Regions from separate parts of the Homo sapiens genome. Here region 2 is linked to region 1. Evidence: chromatin loops called from intact Hi-C (ENCODE). Cell type or tissue: adrenal gland. All regions are shown on one strand. Each heading gives the region's core, and the rest is flanking DNA. Links, peaks and the distances in the headings are about the cores only.

Evidence for each region. Hi-C counts contacts between places; a loop is a spot of excess contacts. Peaks named below come from ENCODE experiments on the same cell type or tissue, not always from the same donor. Only the 100,000 strongest peaks of a DNase experiment are listed, where the experiment ranks them.
Region 2: it touches region 1 in a loop (2.1-fold over the local background); 2 of 110 quality-filtered maps call a loop at or near these places.

The regions. Positions count from the first base shown.
Region 1 is chr1:33,129,062-33,144,713 of GRCh38, reverse strand. It overlaps a transcript of AZIN2 not described here and a transcript of ZNF362 not described here. Among named protein-coding and RNA genes, the nearest start is that of TRIM62, 45 kb to the left of the region's middle. RefSeq lists enhancers at 2,989-3,588, 4,189-4,788 and a silencer at 14,104-14,183. In adrenal gland, for the core only: a CTCF peak has its summit at 6,715 (motif pointing left); a DNase peak (open chromatin) is centred at 6,769.
Region 2 is chr1:33,265,417-33,281,068 of GRCh38, reverse strand. It overlaps ZNF362 (zinc finger protein 362), which reads right to left. Exons shown (of 9, transcript NM_152493.3): 2 at 10,457-10,582; 3 at 4,906-4,969; 4 at 4,475-4,721; 5 at 612-945. The coding sequence starts at 10,494. Among named protein-coding and RNA genes, the nearest start is that of ZNF362, 17 kb to the right of the region's middle. RefSeq lists an enhancer at 11,934-12,435. In adrenal gland, for the core only: no CTCF peak of the experiment used is centred there; no DNase peak of the experiment used is centred there; H3K27ac peaks cover 1,646 bases.

The DNA.
Region 1 (15,652 bases), core at 2,430-10,429:
GGACAGGCTCTGCATGTGGACACACAGGCTGTGCACACTTAAGTGGAAAAGACTGTCGACTAAAGAAGAAATATCAAGCTTTTAAAGAATTAAAGTTCACTTTACTTAGAAGTCTTACTGAGTACTATAGACAGGCCTAGAGCCCAGCAGCGGCCCTTTAGAGAGGTTCTATCAGTCGGGCCCAGGACAGTATTTTAGCCCACTGCTTATATACAGGTGGTGGAGGTTTAGTACACGCAAAATCACATCACACTTGCTCAGAAGTAACATTAAAGCCACCGGGCGCAGTGGCTCATGCCTGTAATCCCAACACTTTGGGAGGCCAAGGCAGGCGGATCACCTGAGGTTGGGAGTTCAAAACCGCCCTGACCAACGTGGAGAAACCCCGTCTCTACTAAAAAATACAAAATTAGCCGGGTGTGGTGGCACATGCCTGTAATCCCAGCTGCTCGGGAGGCTGAGGCAGGAGAATCTCTTGAACCCGGGAGGCGGAGGTTGCGGTGAGCTGGAGATCGCGCCATTGCACTCCAGCCTGGGCAAAGAGCGAAACTCCGTCTCAAAAAAAAAAAAAAAAAAAAGAAGTAACATTAAAGCGGAATCATATATCAACGTTTGCATGTAAGAGTGTGTCTGGGCTATAGATTACAGAGGCATAATCATGAATGCCATCAGACACTATCTTCTGTACAGGAAAAGGCAAGGACTAGGTTTATTTATCTTTTAAGGAACGTAGTGACTCAGGCAAGAGACATGGGGGCCATGCCCACTATTCTGTCTTGTCTCCAAAGTATCCCTCCACAGAGCCGCACATGGTCACAGAGTCAGAGGCTTGTGAAATTATGCTGGCAAACAGAAATGAGGGAAGTAGCTTCTTCCATTTGCTACTGTGTCTCCCAGGCCACTGGGTGCTCTCTGCAGTGTGCAAGGGAGTACAGCACCCCTGGGAGCCCAGGACTGGTGTTGGCTTTCTGTTAAGTCATTTTCACCCTAAGCCATTCTTGGCCTCCTCACCCACAGAATGAGGGAGGTTAGGCTGCAGGCCACAGGTGGATCTTCATCTACAGCCTGGAGCTGGGGAGAGGGAACCACCCCAGTCATTGACTCGCCTGGGTTTCTAGGAAGAGGAATGAGAACGAGGATGGGAGAGGGGCTGTTGGCAGGGGTGGGTGGAGAGGTCTCTGATTGTCTGATGGAGAGCAGCCCAGTTCACAGGGAAGTGACTGGGGTGATTCTGAGACTAGAGTATCCCAAGCCCTCCCCCATCCTCTCAGATCCCTGTGACTGCTCTAAAACCACGCCCTCTCATTTTGGCTCAGTGGATCTGTCTTTGCTCAGCCTTCTCCCTCTGGGGTCGGAGCACCCCCTCCATGGCGCATTCCACCTTCTCCCCACTCAGCCTCAGCAGCAGCTCCAAGAAATGCTGGCCACTTCCCAGGCTTTACTCACAGTTTCCACGTGTGTGGAAGTAACTATAGAGGCCAAATTTGCATTATCAACTGGGGACTCCTGGAAATGGGGGTGTCTCCAAGAGATATATTTGATACACGTCCAGAGAATTCCTGAAGGAAAGAATCTGGGGTTGTCAGGCTGATATCATGAACCCCACATTTAACACATTAAGTGAAGAGAGGGGACAAAGGCCAGGCTTGGGAAGGAAGGAGGGATCAACAAAGCCCTTACCCAGGACAGATAAAAATGATAGAATGGCAGTAACCCCATTTGGAGCCCCCATTTGTAGTCAGCAAGCAAAGTACTGGTCCTTTTTACACCTTATCTAACCATCGAGACACGCCCCTGTGGTTGGTATCATTATCTCAGTGTTTGAGCAGGGAAACGTCACTTCCCAGAGGACCCACAGCCAGTACTCGGCAGAGCTGGAAATCAAACCCGGTCCATCCAAAGCTAAAGCCAGATGTCTCTTTACTGGACCTCTCTGGAAATGCTTCTCAACTTTGATGATGGCTCCAGTGACAGGCAGCAGCCACCAGGACTGTGATCTCCCTGGGATTTAAAGTGGGAGGTTAAACCAGGCTCCACGCCACTGCGGAATTGTGCAATTGTAAGTCAAGTCTCAATTGTGAGCCAAGCTTCTCCCAGGGTCAGAGGTGGAGTTAGAAAGGCCCCATGTGACCCTGAGCAAGTCTCTCTCCTTCCCTGGTCCTCAGTTTCCCCATCTCTATTGGGGAAGGGTTAGGTATCTATTCTAGTTGATTAATTGCCAGGGCCTGAGCTCTGATGGTCCAGGATTCTGTAAGTCTAACGTTAGGTCCCACGGCTTGCCCTGCTCAGCACCTAATAAGGCCATTAGCTCTGGCTCCTTCTCTCTGGGGTGGCAGCAGGGACAGAAAACAACAGAGATACATTCTCTTGGCAGCACAGAACTCAGCTCAAGGGTTCTGGGGATGGGGCCTTCCCTCCTGCCAGGGAGGCCATCTCGAGAGGCTGACTGCTCACACCTGGGCAGCACTCTGTCTCCTCCCCTCCTGCCTGGGTCCCAGCTCTGTTCACCACCCCAAAGCACATCACCACAAGGTCAGTTGCAAAGGCCCGGTATCACAGGCTTAAATACAGAGGGCTAGGAGGGAGGTGGGAGGTGGGAGAGGAAGGTGGAGTACTAACAAAGGTGTTGAATTATCACTGCCCATCAGGACACGGTTATTTCCCCTTACTCTGGGACACCAAAGATTCTACACAATCTTCCTATAATCCTGAACCACAAAAGGGAGGCACAGCCTCCAAAAAAAAGTAGGAGAGGGGAGGGGGGAAGTACTTTTATTTTGAAATGTGTTCATTTTTCTTTGTTTTATTTTCTATCTTGATGAAAAGAATATATTTTTAAACCTAAATACAAAATAGTACAGTTTTCTATTTTTTTTTAAGTTCCAGGATACATGTGCAGGACGTGCAGGTTTGTTACATAGGTAAATGTGTGCTATGGTGGTTTGCTGCACCTATCAACCTATCAGAACAGTTTTCTATCTGCTTTAAAAATTTCAACAGTTCTATCATATTTCTATTACAAAATGCTCCCCCCTCCCTTGAAATTAGATGAAGAGGGGGAAGGGTTGACACTGTGGACCAGAGACCCAGGGACTTCCTACCCTGATGTCATGATAAGGGCTGGGGAAGGGCTTTCAGGAAGCTGGCATCAGAGGCACAAAGCTTCAGGTCCTGGTGAGCTTCCCAAAACTGTGAGACTAGATGTGATCGAATCTGAATGCTGGAAGGGTCTGAGTGATCCTCCAGTCTAACCTGAAGCCCAGAGAGGGTTAGTTTCTAGCTCCACATCACACAGCATATGGTGGAGCTGAGATGAGTACTCAAGTGTCCTGGTTCCCAGTCAGCACATAGGGGAGGGAGATTGACTAACTGAGAGGGCCCCAGCCCAGGCAAAGAAAAGGAACACAGGCCAGGCTGGAAGGGACAGGGCCAGAGCTTAGGAGGGAGGTGCTCAGAGGAGAAGGGTCCCACATCTAAGAAGGTCTGCGGGGGTACAAGAGGGCCTATCAGAGTTGGGGGCTGCAGCTCCTCCGAGAGGAGAAGGAGGGGGCAAAAGGGTGATCAAATCAGGAAGTCCTCCCTGGGGTGTGCATGCCAGTCAGCATCACGGGCCCCAACATGGCTGATGAGAGACCCCTGATCTCAGCCCTGCCATTTACATAGAAGAAAACTGAGACACAGATGCAAAGACAGCAGCCTGCAGGGCACAGTCAGGGCCAGATCCAAGTCTCCTGACTCCCAGCCATCGGCTCTTTTCATGCAAACTTCAGTCTCCCTCTTGTGGATTCTGGTGTCTCCTCCTACCCCCTGGGAACCTGGAGCCTGAGCAGAAGGAGAAGGGGAGAGAGGAGGGTTCCAACAACCCCAGGCACCAGGAGCTGGGTGCCTTCCTCTGTTGTCCTCTCCAAGGAGAAGAGAGAGCTGGCCTGGACCTCCAGGGCAGAGCCACTTCATACCTGCCCACACCTGGTCCTCCTTTGCTGGCAACAGAGTTCAGAGCTAGCACCAGCCACAGCAAGGACAAAGCCCAGCCCAGGCAGCTGCTGGAGCTGCAGGGAGTCCCAGGTAAGTGAAAGCATTGGGACTGATGGCCCAAGGGGGTTCCCTGATTTCATGGCACTAGAGAAAGCCCTGGGATATCAGGTGGTTTGAATGTTTTGAAGTCTTTTTCCCCAGAAAAGAGGCTCTTGCCCCCTCACTCCCTGCAGGCTGAGCCCCTGTGCCTGCTTCCTCTGCTTACCACATACCGCAGGTCAAAGGCCCTCCCTGACCAAGCTGCCAGATCTGCCAATCAGAAGCGAGGTCCTGGGGCCCAGCAGCACTGTTCTTGCCACTGGGAGAAGGGAGAAGCAGATATGGGACCTGAAAGGTCACCAAAAAAAGCAGACAGGCTGGAGGTTTGTGCCTCTCACCAGGGTGGGGCTGTGAGTCGAGACCTGGGTAAACCCCAGCTCCGTCTCTGACTCACCAATGACCCTGGACAGCTCCTTCATCGCCACCGTAAGCATCCCTGTTCCTCATCGGCTGAACAAGAGGGACAGGCAAAGGTTCTAGCCTGAGGCAGCTTCCTGGAGTTTGTCCATTGGTACCCCTCTCTCCCCTCTTTCCTCTTAGGGACCCCCCTCTGCCACACTCCTGGAAAGTCCTTCCCCACTTCTTTCATTCCTCCATCAAAATTTACCCTCCGGTGTTCCTCAGGTTAACTGGCTTACTGTTTAAGATGTCTCCCTGTCTACAACCTATGCACATTTATAATAGGAACCACTCCCGGAAGAGTAGCTGATGGTGGGATCTTAGAAACCCTGACAAGCAGCAGAGGAAAGATTATGGGGAGGATAGAAAGAGATAGGGGACTTCTCATGACACCATATGGCAGCTCTACAGCAGCTGCTGGTGGCTCCTGTCTTTCCAGCTGATCTGTCCCACTCTTGCCCCCATCCTCAGCACTCAGCCCTCCCCACCAGCAGCCCAATACAGGCTAATGGCCACGCACCACAGCCTTTCTGTTTGCAGGGGCTTCCTCTGCAGGAGGAAAACAACCTATGCATATAATGTTAGAATCAGACATGTGGACCTTTATGATCCCACGTGGAGAATGATAAGCATATTTTTGGCCTTAATGAATCTGCTTTTGGAGTACTCTTCCCCCTACCTAATGCCCTCCTTTTCCTTACTGTTGAAATCTTACTCATCCTTCATGTCCCACTCAAGGCAGGCTGTGTCAGTCATCCAGGTCCAGGAGATTCACTGACCCTGGGCTTTCCAAGAAGGACTCTGGGTCTCCCACTGCCACTAGGCATGAGCATCTCAAGATGGGGATCCTGTCCTATGGTTTTGCATGCTGGGTGCAGAGAGAATGTCAGAAAATGTTTTCTGGCTGAAAAGTAGCTAATGTCAAGCTGTAATTTTGAAACTACCCCATCTCCAAGATGGGAGGGAACTTACAGACCAGAGATAACCCCTCCCTGATGATGCTGAGCCCCCAGAGCGACCCTCACTGATCATTCCCCCGACACCTAGATTTTGTGCAGGGAGAGCCAGGGAAAAGAGGCAGAGACTAGGAAAGTTATTTGTTTGCTTTTTTAACAAATTATAACATAACTTGTGCTCATTTTAAAAAATGAAAATAAACACAGTAGAAATTCTCATTCTCCTTCTTCCCCAGTCCCAGAAGTCAGCAGCTATTAACAGTCAGTGCGAGTCTTGCAGGCATTTTTGCTTACACATAAACAAATGTCATTTTCTTTTACACAAATATGATCATCTTTCACATACTGTCCATCTTTCTATGTGTTCTGTGGTGTAAGTAGAAGCCCAACCCTTTCCCCTGCCACCTCCCTGGACCTCGGGCTCCTCAGGCTCCTACAAATGAAATTATTGGTCAAAAGATTTTCTCATTTAAAATGTGTTGCTTTCCTGGGTCGTTTTATTTTCTTGTAACATGCTCATTATGGAAAATTTGGAAAATACACAAGACACAAAGGAAAAAAATCATCCATCAGCCACTGTCCAGAGATAACTGCTGCTAGCATTTTGAGGATAAGGTTTACAGTCTTTCTTTCCTTTTCTTTTTTTTTTTTTTTTTTTGTTGTTGTTGTTGTTGAGACAGGATCTCGCTCTGTCACCCAGACTGGAATGCAGTGGCACGATCACAGTGCCTCAGCCTCCCAACTAGCTAGGACTATTATTGGGCGTGCTAATTTAAAAAGAAATTTTGCAGAGACAGGGTCTCGCTATGTTGCCTAGGCTCATCTTGAACTCCTGGTCTCAAGCAACCTCTCCACTCAGCTTCTTAAAGTGTTGGGATTACAGGCATGAACCACTGCACCTAGACCAGCCTTTTTTCTACGTGAGTCTATTCTACGTAAATCAAACCACTTTGCCTATTGTTCCATAACCTGTTTTTTTCCACTTAATAAAAGATTGTTATTCCATGTTAGTCTACAGCATCAGTTTAGTATGCTGTGTGACCTCAGGGCCACCTTAGAAGCCTACTTTTCCTAACCCCCATTCTGAGTAGGGAACCTGCCGCAGCAGATGCCCAGAACGCTCTTGCTCCAGGGTGTAACCTCTGCCTACTGGCTCCCTTTCAGGAATAAAATGCCCTGAGAAGTCCCTGAGCACTTGCCTCCTCCACCTCCCCTGAGCTGAAATCCCAGCACCCCACTGATGGTTATGCAGTCCCCCTGCAACTTCTCCGGCGCCACCTACCGGTGCAGTAAGTAGAAGCCCACCCCTTTCCCCTGCCACCTCCCTGGACCCTCAGCTCCTCGGCTCTGCTGCCAACCCAAGACCCAAGGTGGGGAGGATGGAGGTGGGGGCCTGGGTGGTCCTGACTGTGAGGCAAGGGAAGCCCTCTGGACTCAAGTTGGGCAAGCGACAGTGCCTCTTGCCCTTGTACCGTGGCCAGCTTTCCCTCAGAATGATGAGACTGAGGAAGGGACAGGGGCAGGTAGGTATCAGAGGTGGGCCAAGGAGGGTGCTGAGCCACTTGAAAGTTTTCTGGTTCCCAAAGCAAATACCCAGCTTCCCAGCCCAAGCCCATACTCTGCCCAAGGAATTTACTAGCCAAATAGTGTGGTTAAGTGTGATGTTGGGCAAGATCCCCCCTCTGGGGATCTCAGTCTTCTTACCAATTATACAAGGGGAAATATAGCCAGGTGGTTTCTAAGCCACCTTCCCAGCTCTGAAACTCTAAAACCCAACTGGAATCCATGTTTTCAAATGCTCTGTTTTCTCTCAAAGTCCCTGTACGCCTCATGATTAGTTGAATCCAATTATAGACCAGGTCTGGTTTGAAATATCATTAACATAATAATTATTATGGGCTGTCCTCTCATTTAATCCTCACAACAAGCATAAGAGGAGATACCATTTTTATCCTCTTTTTACTGATAAGAACACAAGGTCCAGAGAGTTAAGATGACTTTCTGCTTACGTGGCAGAGCTCACATTTGAACCCAGGGCTGTGTGACTCCCAAACCTGTGCTCCTTATTAGCCTCCAGTCCCCATACTACCCTGTGATGGGTGTAGGGATCATTCTTCCCTTGCTACAGTTAAGGAAACTGAGGCCAAACAGAAGAGATGTTTTCCTCAGGGTCACATAGCAAGTTCATGGCACAGCTGGGTGAACCCAGGCTCTGTGTCTCCTGGCCAACCGTCACTCCCCCACTCCCAACAAGCACTGGCTGATTTTCTTTTCTTTTTTTTTTTTTGGAGACTGAGTCTTGCTCTGTCGCCCAGGCTGGAGTGCAGTGATGTGATCTCAGCTCACTGCAACCTCTGCCTCCTGGGTTCAAGCAATTATCCTGTCTCAGCCTCCCAAGCAGCTGGGACTACAAGCACGCACCACCACGCCCAGCTAATTTTTGTATTTTTAGTAGAGACAGGGTTTCACCATATTGGCCAGGCTGGTCTCGGACTCCTGACCTCTGATCCACCTGCCTCGGCCTCCCAAAGTGCTGGGATTACGGGCGTGAGCCACCGTGCCCGGCCTGGCTGATTTTCATAGACAGTTGTTGGGGAACCGGAAACAGCCCCTGGGGCCAGGCGCAGTGGCTCAGGCCTGTAATCCCAGCACTTTGGGAGGCTGAAGCAGGAGGATCACTTGAGGCCAGGAGTTCAAGACCAGCCTGCCCAACATGGCGAAACCCTGTCTCTACTAAAAATACAAAAAATTAGCTAGGTGTGGTGGCATGCACCTGTAGTCCCAGCTACTCGGTAGGCTGAGGCATGAGAATTGCTTGAGCCTGGGAGGCAGAGATTGCAGTGAGCCAAGATTGTGCCACTGCACTCCAGCCTGGGTGATGGCGAGGCACTATCAAGAAAGAAAGGAAGAAAGAAAGAAAGACAGAGAGAGAGAGAAAGAAGGAAGGAAGGAAGGAAAGAAAGAAAAAGAAAGAAAGAAAGAAAAAGAAAGAAAGGAAAGGAAGAGAGAAAGAAAGAGAGAAAGAAAAAGAAAGAGAGAAAGGAAAAGAAAGAGAAAGAAAGGAGGGAAGGAAGGGAGAAAGGGAGAATGGAGGGAGGGAGAGAGGGAGGGAAGGAAGGAAGGAAGGAAGGAAGGAAGGAAGGAAGGAAGGAAGGAAGGAAGGAAGGAAGGGCTGGCCCCTGGGCTGGAGTCAAATGCCCAGAACTGAACAGGGATGGGGGCAGTCAAGAAGAGAAGGCCATGTTTGCTCAGACAAGCTTGGGTCCACCTTCCCCAGCTCAGTCCAGACAAGTATTGGCTTTGGGCAAGTCCCAAAGAAAGAAATACATTACCGGCAGGGTGGGGAGGGAGGGCTGGGCCTGGGGACCCCTCACTGTGCTCTTCACTCCCTCACTCCCTCATTCAATCGCTTACCCAACAATTCCTACAGCTTGCTAGGCACTGAGATAGGCAACAACAGCCGCATCCCAGGTCTATATCAAAGAGCTGATGGTGACCAGGCAAAGATAGCACATAGGTTGAGGACTCAGGAGAACAAGAGAGGCTCTCAGGAACTCAAGAGAAGAGGTTCCTCCTGGAGGAGGTTCTGCTGAAGCTGAGACCTGCATGCTGAGTAAGTGCTGGGCAAAGTTGTCCAGGAAGGAGGAACAGCATGTTTGAGGGACAGGAGGCTGGCAATGAGGCTGTGTGGCTGAGGATCCAATGTGAGACCAAGGGCAAAGCAATGGGCTGTGGGCCATCCTGAGGGCAACAGAGAAGCCTTGCTGGGTTGCTGTGAGAATGAAATGAGTCGAAATAATAGTAATGCCTAACGACAGCTAGAATTTATTGAGGGACTGCCACGTGCCAGGTGGTCTCTTACTGGGGTGGGCCACATGTCTGGCTCATGGTAAGTGTTCAGAGCTTGCTTGTGGGGAAGCACATGAATAGCGTGAAGGCCTGGCAGCATGCGGACCTGGGTTGTTTTTGTTTGGTTTGTTTGTTTGTTTGTTTGTTTTTGAGAGAGTCTTGCTCTGTCACCCAGGCAGGAGTGCAGTGGCGCCATCTCAGCTCACTGCAACCTCGCTTCAAGGTTCAAGTGATTCTCCTGTCTCAGCCTCCCAAATAGCTGGGATTACAGGCACGTGCCACCATGCCCGGCTAAATTTTTTTTGTATTTTTAGTAGAGACGGGGTTTCACCATGTTGGCCAGGCTGGTCTTAAAACTCCTGACTCAGGTGATCCACCCACATCGGCTCCCAAAGTGCTGGGATTATAGGCATGAGCCACGGCGCCCAGATCCATGAATGGTTTTAATCAGGGAAGGAGGGTGGTCATATTTATGTGGAGTGAAACACAGCTGGAGGCAGGGAGGGAACCCAGCGGGAAAGCAGCAAGGCTGGTGAGGCTGAGGCCAGGGGTGGGATGGAAGAGGAAGTAGAAGACGGAAGAAATGAGGAGCCAGGGATTTCTCCTGGGAGCACAGGACTGTTTCAGAGCTGACAACTCATCCTCGCTCCCCTATTTCTCAGAGTCCCAGAGAGGGCAGGCGCAGCAAGCTGGCAGCTGCTGTGGGCCAAGAACCCAGAGACCCGCATGTACTCCTAGCACCAAGAGAAAATTCCTGCAGTCTCCCATGCCACAGCTTCCCTGCGTAAACATGTCTGGTGCCAGGGAGCTCACTATCTGTGCAGCAGCCCATCCTACTACCGGATTAGGAGGTCTTTCTTTCCATGGGTCCCCTTGTGTCTCTGGTGGTCCTAGCTCTGTCTTCTGACCCCCTCCTTTCCATAGGATAGTCCTTTAAAGGCCCTCCATTTACTCCTTTTCCAATGACTCCTTCCCATTCTTCAACTAAATAAACAGAGGCAGTATTATTGGATTCCTCTGCTACCTAAGCGCCTTAGCTAACATGGGAAAAGAGTCCACCTGCACTTAATTCTTGGCCCTGCCACTTAACCAGCTGTGGACCTTAGGCCAGACACTTCACCACGATAGCCTCAGATTTCCCATCTGGAAAATAGGAACAAAAATACCTACCCTTGCTGGGTTGCTGTGAGGATCAAATGAGTCGAAATAACAGTAATGCCTAATGACAGCTAAAATTTATTGAGGGACTGCCACGTGCCAGGTGGTGTCTTACGGGGCTGGGCCACATGCCTGGCCCACGGTAAGTGTTCAGAGCATGCTTGTGGGGAAGCACATGGATAGCATGAAGGCCTGGCAACATGCGGATCTGGGTTCAAATCCTGCCTCTGCCCCTTATAAACGTTTTAGCCTCAGAGAAGCCAGCCTTGGCATCACAGCTTCACCAGCTGGTAAGTGGTAACAGCAGAGGCAGCTCGCCAGGTTGAGTAAGATAAGGCATGTAAAGCATCTGGTGGTATTAGGATCACATCTCTCCCTTTGGGTCCACAAGCAAGTACCCAGCACCTTCTAAGTGCCAAACACTAGGGGAAGAACAATTGGCCACTTGCCCAAGGTCACTCAATCTTTGCCTCTCAGCCTGCTTTTTCTCTGCACCATGCCTCCTCCGTGTCGTGGGAGCCCAGTGTTGTGTGGGCCAAGGCTGCTGAGGGCCAGAAGCACAGCCTGCCCTGGGGGAGCAGTCCACTGCCCTTGCCCTAACACCCCATCTCTTTGGCCAGACGTGGGTGGCTTACAAGCTGCAGTGCCCTGATGCCCCATCCCTTTGGCCAGGCATGGGTGGCTTGCAAGCTGCAGTGATCACCATCCCGGCCCTGCTCTCCTCATCCACTCTGCTGGTCATCAGCTGTATAAATGGAAAACGTGCCGCCGGTGGTCCCAGGTCACCTGCCCCAGCCCACCATCCCCATGAGGGGCCCAGGTAAGCCATTCAAGGTCCACGATGACAGGGAAGATCCACTGCTCTTTTACTCTTGGTCTTATTGTGCAAAACACCCAGGAAAGGCCCTATCAGATCTGTATTGCCCAAAGGTGTGACATTTAAGAGTGACATTAAAAAGAGAAACTCTCCTTCCTCTCTTGAGGCGACAGGGACAATGTGCTTAGCTGGATAAAGCCTCGCAGAGGCCATGAGCACTGTCTTTGGCCTCACAGCCTCCGTTGCCCTTGTCCAGGATCTGTTGAATGTTACTCACCAAGCCCTTGGGTCAAGGAAGGTCCATTCTGCTGCCCTGTAACTGTAACTGTAAGTGACTATGGGCCAAGGCTGCCCTCGACCCCACAGTGTCTCTCTCCTGACCCACTGGGCCTGATGGGGCCTCCGCAGGGAACCTTACCAAGGAGCACAAAGCCTCCTCCAAGGAGTGCACTCCTGGTTTCACCCCAGCTGAGGTGTGGCTTATCACATTATCCAGGGCTTGCAGCCCTTAGAATTTTCCACTTCTCCCATCTTAAAACATTCCCCCATGCTTTTCTGAAGTATTGGAGTTACAGGAGGTGCCTCTCATGCCGCTAATTTTAAAAGCCCAGAATTCTCATCACTACCCAAGATCTCAGGACATCTAGTCTGACTATGTGTCAACCACAAGGTTCATGGTTTCTTCCACTCATCCAATGACACTCAAGTGCGTGCCATGTGCCAGGAGTGCCAGGTGGTGAGTTTATAACAAATGAGACCCAGAATTAGTAAGCCAGTGGTTAGAAAAGAACAATGACAACAGAGTATGAGAAGTGCATGTATGGGATACAGGGGTCTGTGGGAGCATAGAGAAGGAGCAACTAACCAGTCAGGAGAGGAAGGTTAGGGGGAGCCTCCAAGAAGTGGCATCTGAACTGAGACCAGAAGGATGACTAGGCACTTGCTGGAAGGAAGGAGTGAAAGGATAGTCCAGGCAGAGGGAACAGAAAGTACAGTTTAGGGGTTGACAAACTATGGCCCACCTCTTGGTTTTGGAAATGAAGTTTCACTGAAACACAGCCATGTCCAATCACTTATGTATTGTCTCTGGCAGCTTTTGCTCTGCAGGGCAGAATGAAGTAGTTGCAAAAGAAACACTAAGAATTACAAAGCAAAAGAAGTATTGACTATCTGGCCCTTGACAGAAAAGGTTTGCTGACCCCTAGAGACTGGAGAGCTCACGCTGCCTTTTAGGGAACATAGTGGCTGGAGGGTAAGGGTGGGAAAAAAGCAGTAGGCAGCTCACAGTGCGTTCTTCCCATAGCCGTAGCAGCTGGATCCAGAGTAGATACACCCTGATTTAAACTGAGCTGATCAGAGTCTGTCTTCTCAGAAATTGGAATGTGGGATGTCAAATTCAAAAATGGAGCCCGGTCACATTAATGCCTGTGAAGCTCTGCTGCGAAGGCCCCTCGAGCCTGCTCCTTGCCCAGACTGCTCAATCAACCATGCCTTGATTCAGAAGGCCCTTGCAATCAATTCCCCTAACATTTAATTTTCATTTCCCCTCAAGGTTTCTGTTACTTTCAATGAAAAAAAAACAAACCTTTCATTAACTAAAATTAAAGTCACTGAGAGAGATAAAGTTGGTAGGGAATACAGATTTAGTCAGTGAGGTCCAACATAAATATAATGTGAGGTATATTTAATAGATAATTTTAAATTTCCTAATAGCCATATTTTGGCTGTTAAATTTTCTAATAGCCAAAATAAGTAAAATCTATTATTTAAATTAATTTCACTAATTTAAAAAGAAATGTGTGAAATTAATTTAATATATTTTAATTATTTATTTTATTTCTTTTAAACATACAAAATGTTATCCAATGATAATACTAAAATCAATATTCAATATTTAAAAATTATTGAAATCGTTTACAATCTTTTCTTTTGAACTACATCTTTGAAATCTAGGGTGTATTTTACACTTATAACACATTCAATTTGGACTGGCCACATTTCAAGTGTCTCATAGCCACAGGAAGCCGGTGGCTAACATAACAGACAGCACAGATTTAGACCCTCAGAGCCCTGCAGGAGTGGCTAAAAAGTCCTAGCCTCAATCTTACTGTTTCTCTGCAACCAAGTTATGAACAGTATGAAGGCAGGGACTTGTGTGTTTACTTGTTTGTCCCCAGTGCCTAGCACAGAGAAAGCACTTAGTAAACATTTGTGGAGAGAATGGCTAGATGAAGAGGAGAATGGTATACCATACACTTTGACAAGTAAATCAAACTCAGGAAAGAGAATTCCCTCCAGCTCTTCCTTGATTCTATTTTTCTGCATTATTTCTTCCCCAGCTCACAGTGGCTGTTTTCTTTGACCAACCTTGAGTCTGCTTTGTTGATCTATCTTGTTGTTGCCAGAAATCTCAAGGAGCCACTTTTAAAACTCATCCCCAGTGACCTGCATGCTGGCAGCTCTAGCAAATACCATCCCTCACATTACCAAACACTGGCATTGCTCTCTCCTCTGCCTTATCCCTCCTTCCCACATCCAACTCCATTGCCAAATGTCTTCTGTTCTTTTTCCAGACATATCTCAAATTCATCTTCTGCTCTTCACCTGCACAGCCACTGCACAATTCAGGTTCTCATTATTAGAGAGATGGCCTACAACCACCACCCTCTCCTAATTTCTCTACTTCTGTCTTTGCTTCTAATCCCTCTGTATTAGTTATCTATTGCTGCCTAACAAATTACCTTAAAATTAGGTAAAACTTAAAACCACGAATATTACTTATCTCCCTTTCTGAGGGTCAAGAACCTGGGTATGGCTTAACTGGGTCCTCTGGCTTAGGGCCTCTCACATGGCTGCAATCAGGTGTTGGCTGGGGCTGCAGTCATTCTAAGGCTTGCCTGGGGGAGGATCTACTTTCAAGCTCACTCACAGCTGTTAGAAGTCCTCAAGTCCTTGCTAGCCGTTGATTAGTCATCTGTTCTTTGACACATAGACCTACCCACAGGGCAGTTCACAAGATGGCTGCTGTGTTCCCTAAGAGCAAGTGAGCAAGAGAGCAAGAGAAGGTGCCCAAAACAGAAGCCACAGGGAGTTTTTGTAATCGAATCTCAGAAATGACAACCCGTCACTTCTAACATATTCTATTCATTAGAATGGAATCAATAAATTCCATCCATACTCAACGGGAGGAAATCACACCAGGGTGTGAATACTGGGATGTGAAATCATTAAGGACAACTCAGAGACTGCCTACCGCATCCTCTTCCTTGCCTCCTAGTGCACCATCTAAAGTGCAAAGCTACGGCCAGGTGCAGTGGTTCATACCTGTAATCCCAGCACTTTGGGAGGCCAAGGCAGGTGGATCACGTGAGGTCAGGAGTTTGAGACTAGCCTGACCAACATGGTGAAACCCCATCTCTACTAAAAATACAAAATTAGCCAGGCATGGTGGCTCATGCCTGTAATCCCAACTACTCGGGAGGCTGAGGCAGGAGAATCGCTTGAACCCGGGAGGCAGAGGCTGCAGTGAGCCAAGATGACCCCACTGCACTCCAGCCTGACCAACAAAAGCAAAACTCCGTCTCAAAATAAATAAATAAATAATGTGCAAAGCTGACCTCCTCTCTCCCCCGCTCAGAAATTCTGATGACTTGCTGATACTTCGGAACATCACCCTTTATTGTCCAAAAGATCACCAGAATGGGTAAATAGTAGAAAAGGAGAGCTTTATCGGTGATATTAGTTTGCAAACCAGGAAGAGAATCTCCAGTGTGGACCAAATGTGTTTTCTCTTCGAGAAGGGAAGGAGCAGGTTGGGTTTTATGCCTCACAAGGTCCATATTTACACAAAAGAGTCATACATATTTAGCAGATTGTGGGGGAAGACTATATATATTTATGAGGGGAGCTGAGTGCATGCACAATGCGTAAACATATATGTAACACTCATCCCATGCTCACTTTGGGGCAGAATTTTAGCATTAAAATGAGGTAGAATTTGACTCTTTATATCAAAAGATGAACCACAGGACCCAAAGACAGTCTGTGTACCGCCTTTATCAGCTGGTGAAACTGGCTTAAGGTCTGCAGTTGCTTATCAGAAGAGAATGTTTGTAAGGCCGGTCCTCTGTCCAATCAGAGTTGTAGTGGTCTTGGGTTGTAAATCAGAGTTAGGAGGGATATGATGAACCCCCAACCCATAAGTAACTTTAACTTTGGTTTCTTTAATCTTAGGGTCTGTCTTAGTTGATAAGAAGTGTCTTCTTAGATCACTTCTTCGTAATATGCCCCCAATCTCCATTCCATTCTTACCTTCCATCCTATACTCCGGTTCCCAGAAAGGGCTCTGAATCATCAAACTACCATTCCCTTGTACACGCCAGTGCCCTGGTCTGGAATG
Region 2 (15,652 bases), core at 2,638-10,637, 140 kb before region 1:
GAGACAGAGTCTCACCCTGTCACCCAGGTTGGAGTGCAGTGGCCCGACCTCGGCTCACTGCAGCCTCTGCCTCCCAAGTTCGAGTTATTCTCTTGCCTCAGCCTCCTGAGTAGCTAGGATTACAGGGGCGCACCACCATGCCCGGCTAACTTTTGTATTTTTTGTAGAGACGAGGTTTCACCATGCTGGCCAGGCTGGTCTCAAACTCCTGACCGCAGGTGATCCACCCGCCTTGGCCTCCCAAAGCGCTGGGATTACAGGGATGAGCCATTGTGCACGGCCTCTTCAGGTGATTCTAAGGTGGCCAGGGTTGAGAACACTGCTTAAAGGGAGGAGGAAACCGACTCTCACAACCCCAGGCTGTGGGGGTGGCTGCCAGCCACAGACCACACCTAAGGGTCCAAGCCTCTATTCCCCTCCCCAGCAGCCCTCCCCGAACTGGGACTTGGGATGTGGGTGGGGCTCTCCAGAAGGCCCCGCCCCTCTGGACCCTAGCCCTGCCCCTCAGCCCTAAGGGTCCTGTTTCAGCCCCGCTGCTGGGCTCCTGGAGCAGCCCTGGCTCAAGCCCCAGCCCCAAGCCCACTCGGACCCCATCCCGCCAAGACCCCCACCTGTACGTCTTGCCCTCCTTGGCAGTCTCGCCCGAGGCCAGGATGGGATAGGGGACTACAAGGACAGGCGGACCCCCCGGGTTCTCCGCCTTGATCTTTTTGCGGCCGCGTTCGGACTTGGGGGGGCCAAGCAGGCCGTGGCCCTGGATTGTCTTGATGGAGTCCAGGAGAGGGGGGCTGGTGATCCCTGAGATGAGGGTGGGGGACGAGGCGATGAGGCGGCTCTGGCTGGTGGTGGTGGGTGTGGACGGGGTGCTGGTACCCGTGCCCGTGCCCGCGCCCGCGCTTGACTCAGAAGTGCTCACAGACGGGGTCCGGGTGGACAGCCCCAGACCTGCGAAGACAGGTGGGTGGGGGCAGGGGTGAGCGGAGCTGCAGAGGCCAGCTCAGCTGCCCACCCAGCTATGTGATTTTGGCAGGCGAGCATCCCCTTAACGTTCATAAGTTATTACCCAGGGGTAACTAAATGAGACCTTGTGCATGTGTAAGATGCCTTAGACACCTTAAGATTAAATTGAGTTAGATAACAGGGGCACTTTGGAAAAATTCAAACTATAGAAAAATACTGAGGCACAAAGAAGTTCACTGCCGTCTTATTTATAACAGCAAAATTTTAGAGGCAACTGAAATATGCAACATTAGGGAAGGATTCGGTAAACAGCAATTAATTGCCTCTACTGAACTGCCCATTGAAAAGGAGGTTATGTTTGTTTAAGCAAACTACGTATGTATGCACACAAAAAAATAAGTAGGAAAGAACGTGCCAAAATGTGATATGGATAGTAGATCAGGAGTAATAAAAAAAAAAAAAGAGGCTTAACTGTGCTTGATTCTTTGACAATGAGCGTTTTAAAAACTTCTGTAATAAAAGTTATTCTTTTAAAAATGATAGGACTAGAAACATAATATCAACTGAAGCAAACAAAATCATGAAAATGGTACCTATTGTGTGGTTCTATGTTTTTTTAAAAAAAAAAAAACTAAAAATTTGTGCATTGAAAAAGATAATGTCAAGTTGGCAGGAGAATGTTTTATATCATACACTGGTGGTGGGAGTGTACATTTGCAAAGCCTTAATGAAGCCTTAATGTTAATGAAGGGTAGTCTGGCAACAGCCATTAAAATTTAAACATGGCCAAGCACGGCGGCTCACGCTTGTAATCCCAGCACTTTAGGAAGCTGAGGTAGGAGTATCACTTGAGCCCAGAAGCTGAAGACCAGCCTGGGCAACGTGGCAAAACCCTGTCTCTACAAAAATTACAAAAATTAGCTGGGTGTGGTGGCGTGTGCCTGTAGTCCCAGCTACTAGGGAGGCTGGGGTGGGAGGATCACTTGAGCCCCAGAGGTCGAGGCTTCAGTGAGCCATGATCACACCACTGCACTCCAGCCTGGGTAACAGAACAAGACCCTACTCTTAAAAAAAATAATTAATTTAAATAAATTTTAATGTATACAACTTTTGGCCAAGCAATTCTACTTCTAGAAATTTACAATAAAGAAATATTCCCACATGAGCACAAAGATGTGTGTACATATCCATACAAAATTGTGATCAGACAAAATTGGACACAACCTGTTTGTCCTCAGCATGAGCTTTGTAAAGAGCTGTGGTCCACTCTCATTAGGGAGAACTGCACAGCCACTAAAACAAGATCGATGTGATACAGTGACACAGAGAGAAGGTCGAAATGAGCTGTCAGGTGAAAAAAGCAAATCACAGACATACGAGGCCATCTATTTTAAAGAACACACACTCAAACTACATACGTAGTTTGGACAAGATATATGTGCATGTAAACGCACAGGAATAGATCTGAGAGGAGACACATCAAACTGCTAATTGTGGTTCTCTCTAGGGAAAGAGAATAATTTTTTGGTAAAAGGAGATTTTCATACTTTGTCTATCTGATTCTGTATTATTTGAATCTTTTACCTGGTGAATTTATCCATTTTTAACATCTGTGATTAAAGGACAAAATAAAATAAATTATAAACATATGAAAATTCTTAACAATAGTAGGATTAAGGCTATTTTTTCTCCTTTCAGCTTATCGGCAATTTCCAAATTTTCTATAATGACTATGTATTACCTTTATAATAAAAAGTGGAACATATATGTTTATGACAGAATGGTGAGTAGGAAAAGCAAGTTAAAATCATGGGTACAGCCCTACCACAAGCTCAGCAAAACACACATGAACATTGAAAAGCCAAAAATATGGCAAAGGAAGGAAATGGACCAACAGCCTCTCTGAGCTGCTCAGTTGGGAGCTGGGGATTATGAATGATTTTTTTGTTGCTAGTTTCTCTTTTTTCCAAATTTCCCTTAATATGCTTATATTACTTTTTAATATTACTTTTATAATGGAAAAAATAAATTTAATAAAATCATAATAACAGGGGACATACAGAGTGCGGCTGGGGCCTGGAGAGGTTTACCAGGCCCTGTAATTCTTGGGTCACTCTGGGAAAATGCAGGAGAGAAGGAGAGAGGCAGAAGCACCTGCCTAGCAGCAGGGGCGACAGGGGAGGAACAAAGGCCCAACCACTGAGGTCTCCCAAGAAAGCCTATCCACCAAGCTCCGAGGAGGCCTCCGGTGGCTCCAGCCCCTTGACATTATCCCAGGATGTCCGCCTGGCACCCCAGCCTCAACCTATCCAAGACTGAGCTCACATCTTTCCCCAACCCTGTTCTTTCTCCGGGGATTCCATCACAAGGGCGGTGCCCTGGGAGTCTCCCTCACCTCCTCCCTCCCCTCATGCTCCTACATCCTGTCCTCTCTTCTCCCACAATGTATCTCATATCTGTCCACTTCTCTCCATTCCCACTACCACGGCATTGCCCAGGCCACCACACTCCTGAAGGTCTCCCTGCTTCCATGCTTACCCCCTGACAACCGGGTCTCCACCTAGCAGCCAGACTCGGTTTTCTCAACCCGTATCTGAGTGTTTCCTCCCCTACTTAAAAACCTTCAGTGGTTCCCCACTGCCCAAGGGTCAAGTCCAAACCACTGTGTGGCCTACAGGGCCCTTTTTAATCTGGTCCCTGCTTCCTCGAAGCCTCAGCAGAACTCAGCATCAAAACAGAGTGAAGATACAGGCTCTGGAGCCACACTGCCGGCCTCTGCCTCTTACTAGCTGTAAACCGTGGTTGCACGTGGCTTTACCTTTCTCTGCCTCAGTTTCCTCATCTGTTGAATAGAGACATTAAGGTGAACTGCATGAAACTGCTGTTTTTCTAAGTCAAAACGGTCCAGTGTTCCACCTAATACCAACAGCACACACCTCACAGGCTGCTGGGAGTACAATGAACACTGGTGAACAGACACAGGCGCTCGACTGGAGCTAGCTGTCATCACCACCATCTTCCGGGCCTCCCCACCCCAGACGGTCTGTCCTACTCTTGCTTCCTACACACATACTCCCTCCGCCTGTGCGGTTCCCTCTTCCTGTCCCATTTCCCTGGTTTGCTGCCAACCTTTCCTCGCCTTTTGGCTCCTCCAAGGAAGTCTTCTCTTACCCCCTAAATCTGGTCAGGGTCGTTCTCTGGATTCCCAAAGAATCTCGTGATTTCCAAAGTTCTCTATGTGAACCTAACTTTCCTGGTGAGCCCCATGGGGCAGTGACCGGCTCCTGTCGTGTCCACTGGGGGGAGAAGGGTCCTTCCAGTACTGGGTCGTTGGAAGTCCGGTGCTGTGGCTCGTCGTGGCCAACCCCGCCACTCCAAGCTTTATGCCCTACCCCTAGGCCCTGCCCGCCCTGCTCTTACCTAGCCGGGTCCCATCCTCACCAAGTCCCCCGCTACGCCCGCCCCCTCCTGCCCAGTCCTCACCGGCCCCGCCGGCCCCGCCCGCTCGGCCTACCTGTGACGGTGCTGGTGGCCGGCCGTGCGTGCAGCGCCACGTCGGGCTGCGGCACCGCCTGTGGATGCAGCCCCGGCACCTGCTGCAGCTTGGGCAGCGACATGACGGCCTGGCTGCTCTCGGCGGGTGCCGGCGGCACTAGCAACGGCTGCTGCGACGAGGCCGACGTGGGCGGCAGGTGAGGCGGCCTGATCTTCTCGGCCATCAGCTGCTCCTTGATCTTGTTAATCAGAACCAGGTTGTCCAGCTGCGGGAAGAAGAGGACGGGCTGAGGAGGTCTGGACCACCTCCCGCCCCTTGCCCAGGCCCGCTGGTCCACCCGCGAGCCCCTCGCTCCTCACCCCGCTCCCCGCAGGCCACAGCCAAAACCCAGGGGAAGCGAAGCAGCGCCAAGGAGGGTAGGGCAGCCGGAGGGGCGACGTCAGTCTTACCTGGCTGGGCATGGTGGGAGGAGGGGGCCAGAAGTAGGGGTTGTTAAATCGAGGCTCGGCCATCCTGCGGGAAGAGAGCGACTGTCACCGGGAAGAGAGCCCTCCCCAAGGCCTGGGGCGAGCACCCCTCAGCTGCGCCCACTCAAGTCAGGGCCAGTGTCTGGGATCCATGTCCCCGTGGGTCCCCCAGCCTCACAGCACAGCAGGCCTCCCACCAGGCCAGGAAGCCACATCTCCAGGCTGAAAAACCTGGAATTCAGTGACACCCCCACCACCCCCCCTTAGTGGGCCCCATAGGGCAAAGGTCACATCCAGACCAGAGTACTCTCAACCAGCTCCCACCCCTATCACCCCAGTGCTGGCCAACCAATCTCCATCCCCCAGGAGGGCCCCAGGCTGCTGTGCCAACCCCGTAGGTTCCATACAGAAGGCCCCCCAAGTCCAGAGACAAACTGGGGAGGACTGCAGCAAATTTGTAAATGCCCATCCCTGATCCCTGCTCTTCTGCCCCCTGACCCCTTGAGTACGGACATCCTTCTCAAAATCAGGGGGCAACATGAGGTCACCAGATATAGCCTTTCTGAGGGGCAGTTTGGCAGGACAATTTACAGTGACCCAAATGATTATTGCCCTTTGACTCAAGAAATTGTACTTCTGGAAAGTTATCTTCAAGAAACAGGCCACGTGTGGTTGTTCAATGTCACGTGCAACATCTGACCTACAACGACGTGGATGAGAATGCTGTGGTTATGGAGGGGGCTGAAGAGGCTGAAGCTAGGGCAGTCTGCGGCTCTTTGGTAAAAGTGTGTGACAAACTGTCTGGTGGCCCTCACCTCTGGCAAGTTCCATGGCAGGCCTGTGCGGTTAGAAGGCCTTTTCAACCAGGGCAGTATGAAGGATGGGCCTTCAGGGCTATCTCAGTCTTCCAGAAGGTTTGTCTTCCTGCTACCCTAGAGTAAGTCAAGAAGTGACTTACAGGGACCATGCCTCACAGAGGGTTTCCATTAAGTCTTGCTCCCTGTCAAGTTTCTCGTATCTCTCTCTTACAGAAATCACTTGCCTAACTGGTATTATTGCTTAAATGAAATTGTTTATTTTGACAGGAAAGACCAAAATGAAGTGCTTTCAACCTCTTTTCCTGATTCTATGAGCTTGAGAAACCCCTATTGGAATGGTAGCTATAGGGCTTCGGGAGAAAACCCTCAATAAGGACACAATCTAATCTCAATATTTTAAGAAAGAAATTTTAGATGAATTATCTCTTGTGATCTTTACTTGAAAGTAGGCACAAGAGGTATTATTATACCATTTTATCAGTGAAGAAACTGAGGCTCAGAGAGAGGGGAAGGAGGAGACCTGTCCAAGGCCACAAAGCGAAGGTGCCACAGTCAAAACTAGAAATCAGATTTGCTCAAGCTGGTTCCTCTGGGGAATTTGCTTTGCAAACCCTAGTCTTTGGAAGAGCAAATGCCCATATGCAAATGGCTCAATATCTATATGCAAATGTCCTTACCCCTCACTCCCAGCCTGAGGGCCAGTTTGGGTCAGAGCACCCTCCTCAGGTGGCTGGGGCAGCTCCTGCCCTCTATCAGCCCCCCTGCTCCTCCATCCACAGGCACCAAGATGCTCTTCCCTCTGCCCACCAATCCCTTACAGCCCAACACAAGAAGTACTTCCTGCCTGGAGTTCTCCCTGAATGCTCCAGACCCCTGGGACATATCCTTTCCCAGAACAAACTCGAAACAATAATTATGGTGAGGAGGCTGCAAGTTACCAAGTGCCTCTCTTGTGCCAGGCACAATGACACTGAAAGGCAGGTAGGTACTCTTATCATTCCCATTTTATAGCTCAGGAAACTGAATTCAGAGAGGTGGAGTGACTTGTTCAAGGTCACACAGCAAGTAAGCAGAGAGCTGAGATTCCCACTCTAATCTGCCTGACTCTGAAGTCCAGCTCATCAGTCCCTTACGTATTCAGGGGAATGACGCATCCTGACCACAGGCTTGTGAATAAACCCTACCTTAGGATGACACGGCTGCGACCCCACAGGTGAGCACCCGCTCACACAGCAGTCTCAGGACCTGTCCCAACCCTGCTACTGTCCACAGGGGGAAATGTGGAGGGGACCGAGATGTAAAGCCAGGGTAAGGAGGCTCCACGGCTGGGGGCAGGGAGCTTGAGAATTGGATACACCTGTCCTGTTCATCTGGGTATCCCCAGCACCCAGGCCCAGAGGTTATCAATAATGTGAGTTGCATAATGGAATGAATAAATGAAGTAATAATAATCAGAATGACTTTAAAGACAATCCCATACAATTATCTAGCACTGCTCACAGTTTACAAAGCTCTTCTGTGCCCACTGGCATTCTCATCAGAACCTCAGGAGGATGGCAAGCAAGGAAGAATTTTCACCCTGATTTCACGGAGGAAGAAACAAGGGCACCAGGAGGGAGGCACCTTGCTCAGGCCACATGCATGAGAAACAGGAAGCAGCACTGTGATGTGATGCTGGGTGCTAGCTCTCTAAGCCTCAGGTTTCCTCCTCTGTAAAATGGGGTGAAACAGGCTACCCTGCCTCACTCCTGCCCTGGCCCAGGACTCTGCCCACTGCACCTCGCTGCTTCTCAGACAGTTCTGGGAGATCCGTCTTTTCCTCCTCTTCAGTTCAGTTCAATGCCAAGTTCAGAGCCACTACCCTGATCAGGAGGCTATGGGAAGAGGGGGTCTTGCCCAGGGTACCACAGCTGGGATAGAACATCCTGCCACTTATCAGACCCCTGGTCAGGCAGGGGCCACCCTTCACCCTAGATGGGCCCCAGATCACTTAATCTGATCCACACCACCTTTGCCTGATTTCTCTGCATCATTTTCTGGCTGGTTCTAAGTAATTTAATGATTCAGTCAGTGACCCTAGTCCTGGTATCTACCTACTGTGTGACAGGCACAGGGAAGGCAGGGCAGGGGCCAAACATTTCCTGAGCTCTTCCTGCGTGTCAGACACACTGCTAGGTGCTCATCAACAGCATCTCATGTGAGACTCCCAACATGCCTTTGAGGTGGGTATCCCCTGTGCAGCCCTGGGACCTGTACAAGAGGGTGGGCCCTGGTGAGAGGTGAAGGGGTAAGACAGCCAGGGCCAGGCCAAGCCACTCAGACCTTGTCTAAGGGAGGGGCTTGAAGCCAGAAAGAGACATGGCCAGAAGTGTGTTCAGGACAGAGGGACAAGGCAGAAGGACATTCCTGGAAGAGGTCACAGCTTCAGCAAAGGTGTGGAGATGTGAAAGCACAAGGCAGGCTTGGGACAGTGAACAGCACCCAAAGACACCAAAGAGAGCTGCAGACCAGGGAGGTGGGGAGACACAGGGCACTGAATGCCATGCTAAGATGTTGGGTTGGAATGCTGGTGGTGAGAAGGTGGCAGGAAGCATGCTGGGCCAGGGGAGCAGTGAAGCAGAGGGGACTATCTGAGGACCTGGTGAGGGCAGGGGGTGGAGACAGAACAGCCACCCGGGGGTTGAGTGTGCATACCAGAATGGGCAGAGGAAACACGCTGGTGGCCAGGCCTCAAGCACGACAAAAGCCAAGACTCTCTACTGTGAGCCCCAAGACACAGGGCTGATCCTTACAGGGGAGCAAATGTCATTTTGTTTCTCTTATTCTAAAAGGTGAAAAACAGTGGATGGGCGGATGAACGAAACGCCCCTTCCAGAAAACGGCCTGCTGATGGCAGCTGGCCCATCTATCAATCTGTCCATCCATTCATATTGGACAAATCCTCTGGGCCAAACTGGGACCAGCGCTGGGGAACCTGAGCCAACTGGAAAGAACTCTGCCCTCCCCGAGCCCCAAGCTAAGTGAAGGAAGCAGACAAGTGAGCCATAAGCTTCTGCAAAGAACTCTCACCTATAAGGCCAACCACACACCACCGTGGCCTCCCTGAGGTCAAAGCTTATGGCCCACCTTCCAGTCCTGTCCTCCATGGCCTCCCTGCCACCTGGCCCCTTGGAGAAGGCCTGTGTACCATGACACCTGGCTCCTCACTTTCTCAGCCTCCTTTACAGTCCCTAGCCTCTCTTCCCCACCAATTCAGCTCCTCAGGACAGAGCGGGAGCCCCCTCTCTCCCACCAGCCTCAGTTCCCTGGGTGGCCCAACCACTTTAGAATCTAAATACCAGCCAAGCCCGAAGTCCCCACCTCCAGCCAGGCCTCTCCCTGACAGTCCCTTTGGCCGACTCCTGGGCTGCTCAGACTCTGCAGGCCTGAGCTGGACTTAGTCTTCCCCTATGCCATGCACCTGGTCTGGTCACCCCCAGCTCACAGCGGGACATCCCCATCTGCCCAGATGCTCCTGCAGACACACAGTGATCTACCGCACATCTGCCCAGATGCTCCTGCAGACACACAGTGATCTACCACACATCTGCCCAGATGCTCCTGCAGACACAAAGTGATCTACCACACTCGCCCTCCCTCCCCACTCACCTCACACCCATCTCAGCCATGTCCTCAGGATTCCAGTTCCAAAATCTCTCTCAAGCCCACCCACTCTTCTCCAACAGTCCCAGCCACTGTCGCCTCACCAGGACTGTGGAACAGCCCGCTCTGTTTGCAGCCCAACATACCCGGGTTCCAATCTTTACTCCAACTCACCAGCTGTGTGATCTTGGGCAAGGCACTTGCTCCTGCCCCCCATGTAAGGGATTAGCAGCCCAGAGCCAGGGACCTGACCCAGCCTGGAGAGGATCAGGGAGGACTTCCCAGGGGAGGTGATGCCTGCCTTGGGTCTTAAAGGATGAGTGGGAGTTAGCCAGGCAGAGAAGAAGTGGGAGCATTCCCAGCAGAAGCAACAGCTTGAGCAAAGGCCCCCCAGGCGAGGAGCCCAACAGTGTGAGGGGAGCCACGAGCGTTCGGTGTTGCCTGGCAGATGGGAGATGAGGCTGGAGCCAGCAGCTGGGGCCAGACCTTAAAGGCTGCTCCCTGACTCCTAGGCCTGAAGGCTAGACTTGAAGCAGTGGGTGATGGGACAGAATCTGTGGTTGAGAAAGGCCCCTCTGAGTGCCCAATGTAGAGGGGACTAGAAAGGACAGGAGAAGAGGCAGTGGGAGGCCCCTGGGGAGCAGAGCAGAGAGGCAGGGGCTGCGCCTGGGCCAGGGAGGAGAGCGGCCAAAGAGGCCTGAAGCTGGAGGCCAAGGAAGCATGCAAGGTGACCCCCACAGTGGAGCCCAGGAGGCCCACTGCATACCAATGCTGACAAACACAGCCACAGGAACATGCGGACAGACAGCACCAAACCCAGACACAAATGACAGATACAGACCTGTGGCCCCAAATGTGGACTGATGGGGACCCAGCAGCTGCCGTGAGGAGGAACCCACAGCCACCACGACACAGGAGGCCGCTACAGGAGGGTAAGCACACACCTCCCCCAGGGCAGACCCAGAGGGTAGCAGCGGGGGCACTCAGGGAAGGTGGGACGAACACAATGCTTTAATCCCCCAAAGAACAAACCCTCATTGACAGAGTGCAACCTGGAATCACAGGCTCCTTACCTAGAGTGTCCTTTCCCACTTGGTGAACTTCTACTCATCCTTCAAGACCCAGCTCAAGTGTTCCCTCTTCTACGGAGCTTTCCCTGAACCCCCAGCCAGTCACTTCCTCTGTGTTCCCAACAGCACCTTGTATATGGGAATAACAATAACAATAATAACAATAATAATAATAGTAAAGTGCCAGCTACCATTGATTTCAACATCTATGTGTTGAATATGTCATGATTCATGTCACTGAATCTTCCCAATGACTCTGAGATGCACGTGCAGCACAGAGAGATTGACCAACTTGCCCCAAATCACACAGCTAGTAAGTGATGGAGTTAGGATGCCCAGCACTGGCCCAGCACTACAGGGCCAACTGCACTCCAGTGCAGTTATATTTTCCCGGGTGTCCTCCCCACCAGACTTCAAACTCTTCACAAGTAGGGTTGGTGCTCATTCATTTCTGCCAGCCTCTAGCCCAAGGTGGCCACTTCCAATGGACTGGGAACTGTGTCAAGATATTTACAGCCATTATTTTACTCTCACAATAAACCTGTTGTACAGATGAGGAAACTGAGGTCCAGAGAGGTTAAGCAAGTTGCCTTAGGTCACAGAGCTGAGTCTGAACTTGAAACCGGGTCTGTTTATCACTCCGTCCCAGAAGGGTGTCTCTGAGGCCAGCCCAGCAAGCTCCAGAGAGGGGAACTGAGGGAGGGGGTACTGAGGAAGGTGTACATCAGGTGCCAGGCCCTGCCACCTGGAGACTTTCAGACCTAGACAAATGGACAGAAAGAGGACAGGCAGCCCAGGGAGGAATGTCACAAGACTTACCCACTGCAAGGCAGAAGGGTTCAGTAAAGCAACTTACGGCCATCCCCCAACCCCCGCCCCAGCCCAACCCACAGACATTAAAAAGTGAGATTTGACTGGGCTGGGCATGGTTCATGCCTGTAATCTCAGCACTTTGAGAGGCTGAGGCAGGAGAATCGCTTGAGCCCAGGAGTTTGAGGCTGCAGTGAGCCATGATCACACCACTACACTCCAGCCTGGGTGACAGAGTGAGAACCTGTCTTTAAAAAGAAGACAGTTGCCCAGACCCCATGGTCACATGGGAACTAGCTCTTCACAAAGCAAATGCGAGAGAGCAGGACCCAAAACTATCCGGACACTATGATTACAAAGGAGGCAAAAATAAAAACCTGCGTCAGAAAAAGAAAGCTTCAGGGAGCCACACCCAGAGGGAGGCTGGGAGCAAGGCAGGAGGCAGCTGGGGCCAATCTTGGTCTTTGTCTTTGTTTCTCTGATTTCCAAATTCTCTGTAATGCTGTTCAGCTGCTTAATGAAAACAATAAATTTATTCTTAAAAAATGAAAGAAAGTAGTTGGTAGCCCAGTGCGGGGAACAGATGGAGGGTCCAGAGGCATGGGGCAGGGGGAGGTCAGGGTCAGCTGCTGGTGGGCAGGCAGTTGACTGTTGCATGCCAGGCCCTGCACAGCCTCAGCCTCAAAGCACAACTTGGAGGGTGGGTGTCAGGAAGGGCTATCCGGAAGAGGTGGCATTCAATCTGTACCATGAAGCTGATTAGGATCCTACAGGGTGGGGAGAGAAGAGGGTCTGCACCACCTCCCCTGCCCTGATCCAGGCCCCCTTCAGCTCTGGCCTCAGCTGTTGTAAGAGCCTGCTCACAGGTTCCCCCACTCCACCCTCATCCTCCACTCCATTACTGCAGTCACTGTGATTTTAATAAAATAAAAGATCATAACCCTGCCCTTCCTAGGACCCTCCATAGCTCCCTACTTCCCTCCAGACAATTTCTGGATTGCTTAAGCCTTACATGTGCGGCCCCTGCCAATCTCTCTGGCTGTTCTACTTTGCACTGCCCAGCCAGACTGAACATCTCACAGTTCCCCCAGGGTTCTGCTTCCCTTCTCACCTTCCACAGGCTGCATCCTCTCCCTGGTGCTCTCTGCCCTCCCCATTTCACTAGTGAATTCCAATGCATCCCTCAGGCCCCAGCTTACAGGCCACCTCTTCCTGGAAGCAATCGGGGACTGCTCTGCCTCCATGCCTGAGCTACACTGTGTGCTCTCCTCTCTGCTCCCTTTGTACCCTGCCTTTCCATCATCAGAACCCCTCTCACCCCATGTTCTGTCTGTTTGCTCATCCATCTCTGCTGCCAGACAAGCACTCTGATGGGGAGGGATCATGGCTGAATCATTTATCTTTTAAGCCCTGCACAGTACCTGATAAAAGTTTGGATTAATTACTTACTTAATAATCAGGTGGGGGGAACTGAAAGGGCTGTGGCCTGGATGGAAGGAAGCCCCCTCCCCCTCCTCCAAGTCCCCTCCACCCACTCTGGCACTGTGCTGTCCTCTGTGTTAACACTGTTTACTATTTCCTGTGTCTAAGTCCTGTCTTCCTAATTGACCCAAGTCCTGTCTTCCTAATTGACCCAAGAAGGGGCTATGTGTGTTCTCTAAAGACGAGCCAACCCAAAAAGGATGTTAACAGCTAATAAACACAGAAAATGGTTCTGCTTCCATAGCAGTGAAAATTCAATGAGTTTAACCTGTCAAAATAGGAAAAAGAAATAAGAAAATGCTAACACCCAATACTGGTGAGGGTATGGTGAAATTGGCACGCTCATGTATTATTGGTGGGAGTGTAAACTGTAACAATCATTTCTGAAATAAATCTGGCATGAATTTGTCAAGAGCTCTAAAAATGTCCAAACTTCCTGGCCTAGTGATCCCATTCTTGGTCATCCATCCCTAGAAAAATATAGAAAAAGTTATATGTACAAAGCTGTTTGCGTCAGTGGTTTTTTACAGCAGCAAAAACCTGGAACAGCCGAAATTTTAAACAGGTTCTGTTTAAGTCATGTTACCTGGTGTCATAGTCTATGGTCGTTAATAACAGCTAATGTTACTGGCCTTGTAATGACTCATTTAACACTCACATTGGCCTGTCAGGAACTGAAGGCACAAAGAGATCAGGAAATTTGCCTAAAGTCAAGCAGTTAAGTGTAGGATTTGAATCCAGACAATCAGGCCCTAAAGCCCATACTCTCCACCCTGACACTGGATCCATTAAAAGGAAGGATTGAAACCACTCTGCAGTCATTTAAAAAAATACTTGTGATACAACAATAGTCAGGGGGGAAATGGGAAGATTTTTAAAAACTGCATGTATAGATGGAGCAAGGACATCTATATAAAAACTGGGTGCTGAGAGAAAAGAGGGGAAGAAAACACCAAAATGCTAACAGTGGTGATGCTTCCGGCTTGGAGCAGGGGCAGAGATGAGGTGGGTTTTTACTTATTTCATATCCCTGTTTTCTCATTTTTCTCCATGTCACAGCTGATGGGGCGATAGGCCTGGAAGAGTATTCTTATGTGACTTTTTAAGGGAATATTTTTAATAAAACCAAAAGTTAAGCAACCTTTGACAAAGCAAGACACCCCAAACCCCAGCCTAAGGCCCTGCAAGTTTACCCAGGAGAGTGGGGCTCAGGGAGGGACAGGGGCCTGCTCAAAGTCCCACAGCAAAAGCCTCCAGCCCCACCCATGACCCCAGCCAGGAGAGCAGTCAGGAAGGGACTCCTGGTCCCATCCAGGGGCCCCAGCGGGGAGGACCAAGCCGAAGGAGAGCCTTCCCAGGGCGCTAAGTCTACCGCTTAAAATCCTTCTTGGATTCCCATCACTTTTGGGGTATAGTTCAAACTCCACAGTCTGATGCTCGGGTTTTCGCCAAGAAGGTCCCCTGGCCACACTCATCTCACCAGGTGTGCTCCTTGGCAGCATCCCTCCAGCATCAGGGCCCCCAGAACAAGGTGATCTGATGTGCCATGGCTTTGCACAGGCTGAGCCCCTCCATCTGGGAGCCATACCACCCAGCTGGAACCCTGCCCTCAAAACTCTGCTCAGCTGGCACCACCTTGAGGAACTGTCTGGTTATCTGGTTATTTGTCCAGTCCCCCATGTAGGCTGTGGGCTCCCCAAAAGCAGGGCTTGGTCTGGTTCTTAGTTACAACCCCTACCCCAACATAGCCCCACAGCTCACCCAGGTCTTCCCTCCTGTCTCAACTTAAAGGTCACTTTTGACGTTTCCCACATAGGAATTGGGCTACCCTGTTATACACTCCCATGGTCCCCTGCCTTCTCCCTACCCCACCTTTGTATTAATACCATGCACCTAAATATGCTTTAGGCCTGTCTCCCCATCAGCCGTCACTGCTGCAGCCCCAGAGCCCAGCGCCAGCCATGCAGTAGGGCCTCAAGTGCCTAGTATACACTGGGTACTCAACAGATGTTCACTGAGGGAATTGATGAGGAGGGGTCTTTCCATGTGAGCCGTGAAGACAGACGAGTTTGCCAGGAGAGCCACTGCGGCAGAAGGGCAGCATGTGCAGAAGCTGGAAAACTGTTAACTCCCTGGGAGAGCAAAGGTTTCTCAAACATAATCCCTGCCCCCAGAGAGGGGCAACAGCTACTGCTGCAGTCAGGCTGGGAGGGAAGGGAGGGTAGTGGCAGCATTCTCAGGAGGGTGAACTCATCTCACTGTGGGAAGAACAGACTTCAGGAAGGTGGGACTTACTGATGGGGGAAGGGGAAATTGCAAGAGGGAGATGCCAAAGGAGAGTATGGCAGGTGGAAAGAACTGCATGTGCAAAGGCCCCGAGGCAGGAAAGCACACAGCATCACGTGGGTCAGGGGTATAGTGCAGGAATTCACAAGGGAAGAAGGGTGGGGTGGCTGGAGCCGTTCATAAAGGACCAGAGTTGCAGGCTAAGGTGCTCCGGTGAAAGAACATAGGGGGGACATGGGAGGTCCCTGAGCAAGGGAGGGCCATGGCCAAGGTTTTCAATGGACAAGCTGTATGGGGCCAGAAGGATGGCCTGGAGAGGATAAGCAGATGGTCTAGGAGAGGGAAACTGAGGCTTCTCATGTTTTAGGCTCCTGAGACACGCTCAAAGTTTGCCTCCCATGGCCCCTCTGCCCTCTGCCACTCCAAGCAGCTAGAACCCTGAGCCCCAGCCACTGCACCCCACCCCACTCTCAAGACTTTGGGCAGTCCTGGCCAGCACCAGAAACACACTCCTGGGAACTTCCTTCCCCGGAAGGAAAGAGGCTCCCAGGGTCCTGGATCCAATTAGACCGGGTTTCCGCAGCCCCACGGGGCTGGGAAGGGCTGTTTTCATTGTGATGG